Linked DNA regions of Homo sapiens: region 1 is linked to region 2. A link is a loop called in an ENCODE intact Hi-C map of the cell type or tissue named here. Cell type or tissue: PC-9. All regions are shown on one strand.

Region 1 (5,000 bases), 110 kb after region 2:
ATGATAAAACAAATAGGAAAAAAATCAGAAGAATATAGATTTGAACAACACTATCAACCTAATTGACTCAATTGATATGTACGGAACACTACATCCAACAACAGCAGAACACATATTCTTCTCAAGTGCAGATGGAACCCCAACCAACACAGACAACTTCTGGGCAATCGAGCAAGCCTCAATAAATTACAAAGGGTCAAAATCATACAAAGTACGATTTCTGACCAAAATGATGTTGAATTAGAAATCAACAACAAAAAGACATCTAGGAATTTTCTAAATATTTTGAAATGAAAAAATATCTACTTCCAAATAACCCAAGAACCAAAGAAGAAACCACAAGTAAAATTATTGGTAGAACATATCTTTCACTGAATAGAAATGCAAATAAAATATGAAAATTTGGGAATTCAACAAAACAACTGATTAGAGGAAAAGGAACTACTTATATTAGAAAAGCAGAAAGGTCCCAAAATAATTATTTAAATTTCTACTTTAAGAAACTAGAGCCGGTCACGGTGGCTCACACCTGTAATCCCAGCACTTTGGGAGGCCGAGGCAGGCAGATCATGAGGTCAAGAGATCGAGATGATCCTGACCAACATGGTGAAACCCCATCTCTACTAAAAAATACAAAAATTAGCTGGGCGTGGTGGTGTGCACCTGTAATCCCAGCTACTCAGGAGGCTGAGGCAGAAGAATTGCTTGAATCTGGGAGGCAGAAGTTGCAGTGAGCCAAGATCACACCACTGCACTCCAGCCTGGGCAACAAGAGCAAAACTTCGTTTCAAAACAAAACAAAACAAAAAGATCAATGAAATTGATAAGCCTCTAGCCAGACTGATCAGAAAAAAAAAATGGAGAGAAGATACAAATTACCAATATGGAGAATAAGAGAGAGGGGGCATTATTACAGATCCTACAAACATAAAAAAGTGATAAGAGGATGTTGTGAAAAACTTATTCCAATACATCCAACAACTTAGATGAAATGGACAAATTCCTTGAAAGATACAAATGGTCAACGCTCATTTAGGAAAAAATAGATAACCTGATTAGCCCTGTATCTGTCAGAAGAGTTGAATTTATAACTGAAAAAATTCTCACAAAGAAAACTCCAGGTTTGTGTAAATAATACCAATTCTATACTAACTCTTCCAGAAAACAGAAAAAGAGAGAACACTTCCCAACTCGTTTTATAAAGTCAGCATTATACTCATCCCCAAACCAAAGATATTACAGAAAGGGAAAACGTAGACCAGCATCTCTCATTAATACAGATGTAAAAATGGTAAACAACAGCCAGGCACAGTGGCTCACACCTGTCATCCCAGCACTTTGGGAGGCCAAGGTGGGTGGATCAGAGGTCAAGAGATCGAGACCATCCTGGTTAACATGATGAAACCCTGTCTCTACTAAAAACACAAAAATTGGCCGGGTGTGGTGGCTCATGCCTGTAATCCCAGCACTTTGGGAGGCCGAGGCAGGTGGATCACCTGAGGTCGGGAATTCGAGACCAGCCTGACCAACATGAAGAAACCCCGTCTCTACTAAAAGTACAAAATTAGCTGGGCATGGTGGCGCTTGCCTGTAATCCCAGCTACTTGGGAGGCTGAGGCAAGAGAATCTCTTGAACCTGGGAGGCGAAGGTTGCAGTGAGCCAAGATCTCGCCATTGCACTGCAGCCTGGGCAACAAGAGTGAAACTCCGACTCAAAAAAAAAAAGAAAAAAAAGAAAAAAATTCAATACTCACTTGTGATAAAAGCTTTCAGTATACCGGGTGACAGAGTGAGAGACTATGCCTCCTCCCCACCAAAAAAAATATAAAAAAAAAAAAGAAGTTACACAAAATACTATGTACTCTTTTATTTATTTATTTATTTTTATTATTATTTTTTTTTGAGACGGAGTCTTGCTGTGTCACCCAGGCTGGAGTGCAATGGCAAGATCTCGGCTCACTGAAACCTCCGCCTCCCGGGTTCAAGCGATTCTCCAGCCTCAGCCTCTGAGTAGCTGGGATTACAGGCTTGCGCCACCACGCCCGGCTAATTTTTGAAAATACTACATACTCTATGATTCTATTTATATAAAATTCTAGAAAAGGAAAATCTATAGTGATAGATCAGTGGTTGCTAGGCTTTCAGGTAGGGGAAGAAGCTTGACTGCAAAAGGCCACGAGGGAACTTTCTGGAATGTCGAAAATATTTATTCTATGTCATGATTGTGGTTGTGGTTACACGACTGTATACATTTGTCAAATCTTACTGAACAGTACAATTACAATTAATGAATTTTACTGTATGCTAATCATACCTCAATAAAGCCGAAAAAAAAAAAAGTCATTCTGGAGGAGAGAAATCATTGCCTGCGGAGGGCCATTCCAGGGTGGTGAGTGCATGAGCACTGAAGACACCCGGAGCAGCTGCTGCAATAATCTGGGGGAGGAACGTGCAGGCAGAGAGAGCAAGAGGAAGTCAGACTGGGAAACCCCGAGGCAGTTACCCAAACAGCCCACTAACAGCAACTGCAGTCGGCCGCCTCTGGGGAGGAAAGCGGGAGGGGCCACTGCCTTTAAAAAAGAAAAAAAAAAAAAATCTCTGCAGTTTTGCCAGGGAGCCGCCTCCTGCCTGACTCTCACATGATGACCTGGAGGCCATCTATGGGTACGGCCCTCAAGCCCTCAACGCTCACCCTCCTTCTACCCCCCGCCCCTCACCCCAGCACCTGCTGGAGACCCTGGCCCTCCCTTCCACTCCGCGAGGCTCTTAATCTATCCAGTTCCATGGGCTGCCTTTCCGCAGCTATAAACAGGCTCTGTCCAGCTTTCCCAGTTATTATTCACTTAGGTGAATGGACACAATTAGATGATCATCCGCAGGCTGTCTTCCTGTCATCATTGGCACACGCACACACCCTCACACACGCACACACCCTCACACACGCACACACCCTCACACACGCGCACACCCTCACACACAACCCCCCCAACGCCACACACACACACACCACACACCCTCACACACAACCACCCACGCCACACACACACCACACACCCTCACATGCACACCCTCACACACCACACACCACACACACCCCACACACACGCCCACCCTCACATACGCACACTCTCACACACACCCTCACACACTCTCACACCCTCACACACGCACACCCTCACACACACCCTCACATTCACACAAGTACACTTGAGTTTTTATTAAATTTGTTTTTGTCCCCTTCAATCCCATCCTCCAACCCGTTGTTCCTCCCTATCTCCTGGGCTCTAGGTATTCTCCTTCGGGTCACAGTCCCTGTGAGGGCCGTTCCTGTTGACAGGCACTTGGCTCCGTCCTTCCCACTGCCCACAGGCTCCACCATCTGCACATGCACCCCTCCCACACAATCGGGGGCCTCTTTCTCCTCGTCCTTGGCTGCCTCCTCTTTGTCTTCCACCCCTTACAAATCCTTCAGGGCCCTTTAAATGCCTTTTCCACCTGCCTGCTCCCTCTAGCCCCGCTGCCCAGTGTTAAGTGGGTCGCACCATTTCTCTCCTGGGTGACAGGCACAGCTTCCACCAGCCTCCCTGCCTCCACTCTTCTCTGCAGAAGCCCATGTGCTCCTGGGGCAGAGCCCAGGTCCTTCCATCTCTGCAGCCACAGTGCTAGGCCAGCGGCACTTGCAGTTTGGTGAATGGAAGGTTCTGATCATGGGGAACCGGTAGATAGAGAGGGACAAACAGTGTCCCCCCAATCTGCCTCCTGTCCTCTTCTGCCCAGACACTAGGCTGGAAGATCAGGAGCCACACCTTGGCACTCACAGAGCCCTTTCTGCAAGTCTTAGAGGGACCAGTGGGAGGTGTGCACACAGGGGCTGCGCTGGCAGGAGTGGGGGCCTGGCACACCCCCAGGTAGATGCCCTGCCCGTTAACGCCCAAGGGCAGGGGCTTGAGTGACTCATGTGGGCCTAGCGTGAATCAGCACAGTCTGCCCTTCTTCCCATGGGAGCTGCTGCCCAGCCCCATCTTTCTTGGCCCCCGAGGGGTGGCTGCCCAGGGCCTCTCTCCTGGCACAGTTCCATGTAGTGCCTGCCCATGTGGCTCCCAGTTCCTCCCCGGGGTCCTGGCTGAGCAGAATGGCACTGGATCCTGATCTGGCTTCTTGCATCCCAGAGGAGACCGCCATGCGGGCCCTTCCTCCAGATTCTTCCCTAGTTTAACAACAGGAAGCGAGGAGTCCAGGGGGGCAGAGATTGCCACGGGCCTGGCCACATTGCTAGGGGAGGTCCCAACCTGCTGCTGAGATCCGGCACTGCACAGCCTCGTTCAGGCAGAGAAACTGATAAGGAGATGGTTGTCTGCTCACCCCAAAAGGTTAGCATGGATTCCTCGCCCTAGCCGGCTTTAGACGGAGGGAACAAAGGCTTTCCCAAGGCCCTGCCAGTCCCCACCCCTGCCCATCTTACCACCGTAGTCTCCCTCAATCATCAAGTCCCATTGCACAGAAGGGGAAGCTGAGGTGCCAAGAGCTGGCGTGGCCTGTTCAAGGTCACACTACTGGGCAGGGGCCAAGCAGGGGCTGGAGCCTTGCTTTCCTATTCCCCAGCCAGGGTCCCCAAATTCTCTGCCAGTTGAGGGAAGCCATCTCCTATTCCACTGATCTGGGTGGCATTAGGAAGGCCTTTTCTATGCTCCTAGATTAGTGACAGCATGCGGTTATTGGGGACAGCATGAGGATGTGCATGCGCTGAGGAGATGCAGCTGAAGCGTCAGGCCTGGGGTGCCAGCACTCTGCAGCCTGCCCCCAAGGGGCTCTGCAAAAACATGGCAAAGATGCGGGGTGTGATGTGCACCTGTGTGTGCTGCGGGTGTGTGCGTGTGTGGTGTTGGCTGTGCGTATGTGGTGTGTATGGCTGTGTGGTGGGTACATGTGTGGGTGTGTGGCGTATGGGAGTGTGTGATGTGTGCATGTGTGTGGTGTGTAATATATGTGTGCATGGTGTG
Region 2 (5,000 bases):
ACAGAAAAAGCAGAATAGGGAGATAAGAAGGTAGCACCCAGCCTCCGGCCTCCCTGAGACAAGCACTGCTGGCCCCCTGGGGAATGGCCCTTCGGCATTAGAAATCGAAAACAAATGTGTAGGGACATCCAGCCATTTCTGGAAGGTTGATAACAGAAACCCAACTCTAGGAAGGCCTTCGGAAAGGACTGCTGGATGCCGAATGTCCCCAACGCCCTGACTGGAAATGCCGGACAGCTTCAGAGCCAAAGCTGCCTGAGCCAAATGTGCCAGGTGCCAAGTGACCTGCTGTCCTGGAAGAAGCCCCACCTAGAACACACCTGAGACGGTGGCAGAGCCAAGGTCTTCCCTGTCACTTGGGGATGCCCTGCCACTTGACCACCAGGCAGCAGCAAAGTGTTCCAGCCAATGGCAGAAGCATCATAGCCATTGGCCAAAGAGCCATGCCTTCCAGCTAGAAGTCCAGAAAGGCTCGGGCGGAGTCTGACCTCTCCCTGTCTGTGTGTCCCTGGCCGGCACTCATCAGTCCAAGCCAGGGGCTAGGAGAGGGTGCCCACAAGGACCAGAGCCCCGAGGATAGCTCAGCTGATCTGTGTGGCACCTGGATCTGCAAGCACAGGCACGGTCGGGACTTTTCTGTCTTCTCTCTAGCGCTTATCAACGGGTCGGGACTTTTCTGTCTTCTCTCTAGCGCTTATCAACATCTGAAATCATCTTATTTGGGGGCTCTTGTAAGCACGCAGAAAGCGGCTTCGATGGACCTTCCTCCAGGGAGCTTTCCCTGATGCCCTAAGGCTACTGAGCTGGGACCCTAAGGCCCTACTTACCCCCTTCCCTAGGTTATCACTGCATTGCTCCCTCCTCAACCCCTGAGCCCGAGAGGAGGGGCCAAGTCAGTGTGGTCCAATACTGTCACCCTAGGACCCAGCACAGTACCTGGCCCAGAGCTGGCACATAAGGAACATTTCCTGAGTGAACAAGCACATCAGAAAATGAAAAAAGATCTGGAGACTAGGGAGGCCTCGGTCCAAATCCACCATCCACTCTTCTTGAGATGGCTTCATGGCCTCATCTGAAATTCACAGAACGGAGGTACCTACTTTCCGTGACTGTTGGAAAGATTAGGGGACAGGAGGTGTGTGAGCTGCTCACAGTAGCTAGTGCCACACAGCACGCCTGCCCCTTCACCCCACTGGCCCCTCAGGTCAGAGTTCAAGGCTGGTGTCCCTGGGAGGTCACGGGTGGACCCCTGCAGCTCCCAGCAGTAGTTCCTCCTGGGCTTCAGCTGTGGCAGCAAGCCAATCTCCTGAGAGCATGGACCTCCCTCACAGATGGCAACATCACCACCAGGGCTGAGCTGAACCTCTCTGCCACCCGGTCCCTGTGCCAGGTGTTCCTTTGGGCTTTGGCAAAAGACCCAGAGAGCGCTCCAGATGGACTTCCCTGACCTTACTGTACAGATGCAGGCACCTTCCTTCAGGAGGTCGCAAAGGCTCTGCCTTGTGCCCTGACTTCCCTGTGAAGCCACCAATCAAAGGAGCCAAGTGTGAGGCAGGATGCAATATGTACACGCCTCCCGCTCTCCCATCACCCTTTCATGGTTCCATGGAAAGAAAGAACATCCACACCCCACATCTTATGCCTGCTGAGGCTTCTGTCTTTGGCATATTTCTGTTGGACCATGTGTCAATGGTGGCTGCATGTTTTCCTATGGCGTCCAAATCAGTGGGATTCAAGACCTGGGGTTCCTCTGTAAGGGTTCTCACACCCAGGACGGTCAGTCTCAGGGCAAGGCACTGCCCAGCTACCCACCGTTCACTGTCCCCTACTCCCACCCCAACGCACACACAGGCACACACACAGGGGAGGTCAGGGAGGAGGCACACATGTCTTCACCAAGAGCCTACAGGAGCCCAGTTGCTGGAGCCATCAGAGCCTCTGGAAAGCCACTATATACTGCCGTCCTTTCAGCAGCAAGGTGGGAGAAGTCAGCATCGTCAAGAGAATTTCATTAGGCACAAGCAGTCTCCCCCAGAGGTCAGAAGGAGAAAACATGGCAAGTAGAGATGTCCCTGGGGAGTGGCCGCAAAGTCACGGAGTTCTGGAAGGTCAGAGTTGACAGGATCCTTTGAGAACATGAAGTCTCCTCCCCTCTGGGTTCCAAAGGGGAAACTAGAACCCAGAGAGAGGAGGAAATGGCCTAAGGCCACGCAGTGGCTCAGTGTGGGAGCATGGCCTAGAGGTCAAACCTCTTACCCATCAGGGCCAGGTGCTGGCTGGCAGCTGCTTCAGATGGTTTCCAGCCCACCTAGGACCTAAATTAACCTCTTCTTAAATAAGTGTAAGGAAAGAAGACTCGGACCTGAATACGCAAGACCGCACACGGAGAAGAGCAGAAGCAAAACCCCCGCAGCCTCAGAAACCCTAGCTCCTTCCCATTCCAGGCGCCTCGAGGGGAAGGCATCTGGGGCTCTAAGACTGGGGGACTATGGGGGATGACTGGCAAAGTCCGGTTCTTTGCCACCGGGATAGGTGGCAAAGCGGTCCACGAGAGAGGAAACCGTGGAGAAATTTGAGTCCCGGAACCGGATTCCCGAAGCGGTTTGAGAAAGGCGGGCCGGGATACGTGAGTGACTGCCTCAGAAGGGCTCCTTCAAGGACACTAAGGAGGTGACAGCCGCCGTGGCCCACTCTCCCGGCCCGTCCGGAGGGCCCCCCGCCACCCGATGCAGACCCCCTGGGGGAGCCGGTCCAGGGCCAACTTCGGCCAATCCCCTCAGTGACAGCGGAGGCGGCCAATCAACCCCGGCGCGAAGCCCTTTCCCCGCCCCTGGTGGGGCCCCTAGCCAATCGGACTCCAGACTGCTTCGGGTGCGGCTACCCCACCGCTCCCCTGCGACCGCTGCCGCGGTCCCGTGGCTCTTTCCCTGCTCACCTCCCAGGGACGGCAGAGAAGGGCTGGCCCGAGCACCGCCTTCGCGGCGCTGCCGGCGACGGTCGCTACCTTCAGCGCCATGACGGAAAGTGAGAGCCTCCGCACGTCCCGACACGCAGATACCGCTCTCGCGAGAGTTCGACGGGGTGCGAAGTTTCGGGGACAGGCGCGGACCCGGTACTGCGCACGCGCGCGGTCGCACCGATTCACGCCCCCTTCCGGCGCCTAGAGCACCGCTGCCGCCATGTTGAGGGGGGGACCGCGACCAGCTGGGCCCCTGGCTCAGGGAGGGGCCACGTCAGTGCTGCCAGAGACGTCACAATGCCGGCCCAGCCGTTCGGTGCGCGATTGGCTGCCGCTGCCACTTACGCGTCGCTCTTCCTCGTTTGCCCCTCGTGTTCATGGGAGCTCGTTTTCTTTTCCTCTAGGCAGAGAAGAGGCGATGGCGGCGATGGCATCTCTCGGCGCCCTGGCGCTGCTCCTGCTGTCCAGCCTCTCCCGCTGCTCAGGTAGCGGCCCAGCCGGGGCTTCTTTCTTGCGAGCCTCTGACCCACGGCAGGTGGTGTTGGGGGCAGGAGGGATGCGGGGGTCCGGCCTTTCAGGGTCCGTCGCTGCGGGCCGGGCCTTCCCCCGAGAGGCAGGCGGCCTTGGGACGGGGGGACCAAAGCACCTCGCGCACGTTTACCGGCAGCCAGGCTTTTCCTTGTCTGCCCATACGAAGAGGAGTCCCCGAGCCTCCATGGTGCGCCCGGCCCCCAAGCTGCAGCACGGAACGTGACACATGTCCCGGCTCCCGCTCCCTGCGGGGTCGGACCGGAGCGAAGCTCTGTAGCGCTGAGCGATCGCGGCCAAAAACGGGGCTGGAGGAGCCACATAAGCTAGGAAGGGACCTCAGTGAGGAGAGGGAGCAAGAGCGGGGCGAGTTAGATGGGGAGCCAAAGGTGCGCAGGGCCTTGAGTGCCAGGCCGAAGACTGGCTTTTCCGGAGGGCCCTGCCTTACCCTTACCAGAGTTTTCGGCAGAGCCGACCAGGGGTCCCGTCGATTTGCATTCGTGAGGGGCTGAGGTCTGAACTCCAGAGTGTGTTTAGGAGGTGGCTGCAGCAGCCAGCCCCGGGCCCGGGGGCCAGGACTGGACAGGGGCGGCTTTCTCCACATTCCCTTTTCTGCCGTCCTTCAGGCCAGTAGCCTTGCTGCCTGCAACGTTTTGGCAGCCTAACTGGCCTCCCTTTCCGCACACTCCTCATCTGCCCCTCAGGAATTCCCTGAACTATAGTCAGGGACGTATCCAGAGGACAAGCCTGGCCATAAAACCCTTCGGGGGCTCCCCTGCGCCACAGGAAGCAGGCCCAACTTAGGCAGGACACAGAAGGGCTGGCGGGATCTAGCCCCTGAGAACTGCCTCCACGCTGTTCCTAGGGATCTGCCTCCTGTGGTCCAGACCCAGAGCCTTCTCTGACGTCCTCTGCTGAAGCCATCGTTCTGCCAGGGCACCACATTTGGACAGCGGGTGGCTGAGAACATTCCCACTTTGGGGAGCCTTTGTTTCACACCCTCTGATGTAGGCGGCAGCCTTCCTTTCCTTTGGGCCTCTGGTTATGGAGAAGGCTAAGGCAAGGTCCTTTCTCTCACAGCTAACAAGTTGTGCTTCTGGAACCAGAGTCTCTCCCGTTTACTTCTTCAGGAAACGCTGGGGCCAGTCTTCACCTTCTGTCAACTGGCCGGGGGCAGAGACCCTTTCTCTCATCTTGAAAGCCCCAGTGCATTGCCTGCCTGCAGCCCCCACCCCCGATGTCTCTGCTGAGGATGCCTTCAGTAACTCGTCCAGGCCGTTTGTGGCTCTGAATTGAGGCTGGCGTGGCCCCCGGGCCTCCGTGTCATAGGTCCAAGTGTTGGCATGTATTGTCCAGTGAATCCAGCCCCCACCTGTCCCCAGTTCGCTCTTCCTGCACACCTCCAGAAAGCCGGCCTTGCCCCTCCCCAGCCTTCCTTCACAGCCATCCCGCCTACGTTGCCATTGCATTTGTGACCGAGCACTTGGATCTGTCTCGCATATCCCACCTGGAA

The links. A loop is a pair of places that touch in the nucleus more often than their neighbours do. Peaks named below come from ENCODE experiments on the same cell type or tissue, not always from the same donor. Only the 100,000 strongest peaks of a DNase experiment are listed, where the experiment ranks them.
Region 1: it touches region 2 in a loop (5-fold over the local background); 3 of 110 quality-filtered maps call a loop at or near these places.

What each region holds. Positions count from the first base shown.
Region 1 is chrX:153,898,523-153,903,522 of GRCh38, forward strand. It overlaps a transcript of AVPR2 not described here. Among named protein-coding and RNA genes, the nearest start is that of AVPR2, 3.6 kb to the right of the region's middle. In PC-9, no CTCF peak of the experiment used is centred here; a DNase peak (open chromatin) is centred at 2,449; H3K27ac peaks cover 283 bases.
Region 2 is chrX:153,791,311-153,796,310 of GRCh38, forward strand. It overlaps IDH3G (isocitrate dehydrogenase (NAD(+)) 3 non-catalytic subunit gamma), which reads right to left and starts at 3,065. Exons shown (of 13, transcript NM_004135.4): 1 at 2,936-3,065. The coding sequence starts at 3,016. SSR4 (signal sequence receptor subunit 4) reads left to right here and starts at 3,358. Exons shown (of 6, transcript NM_006280.3): 1 at 3,358-3,444. The coding sequence starts at 3,378. RefSeq lists enhancers at 2,428-3,155, 3,055-3,314 and a silencer at 2,615-2,764. In PC-9, CTCF peaks have their summits at 3,051 and 3,251; a DNase peak (open chromatin) is centred at 3,221; H3K4me3 peaks cover 3,291 bases; H3K27ac peaks cover 1,242 bases.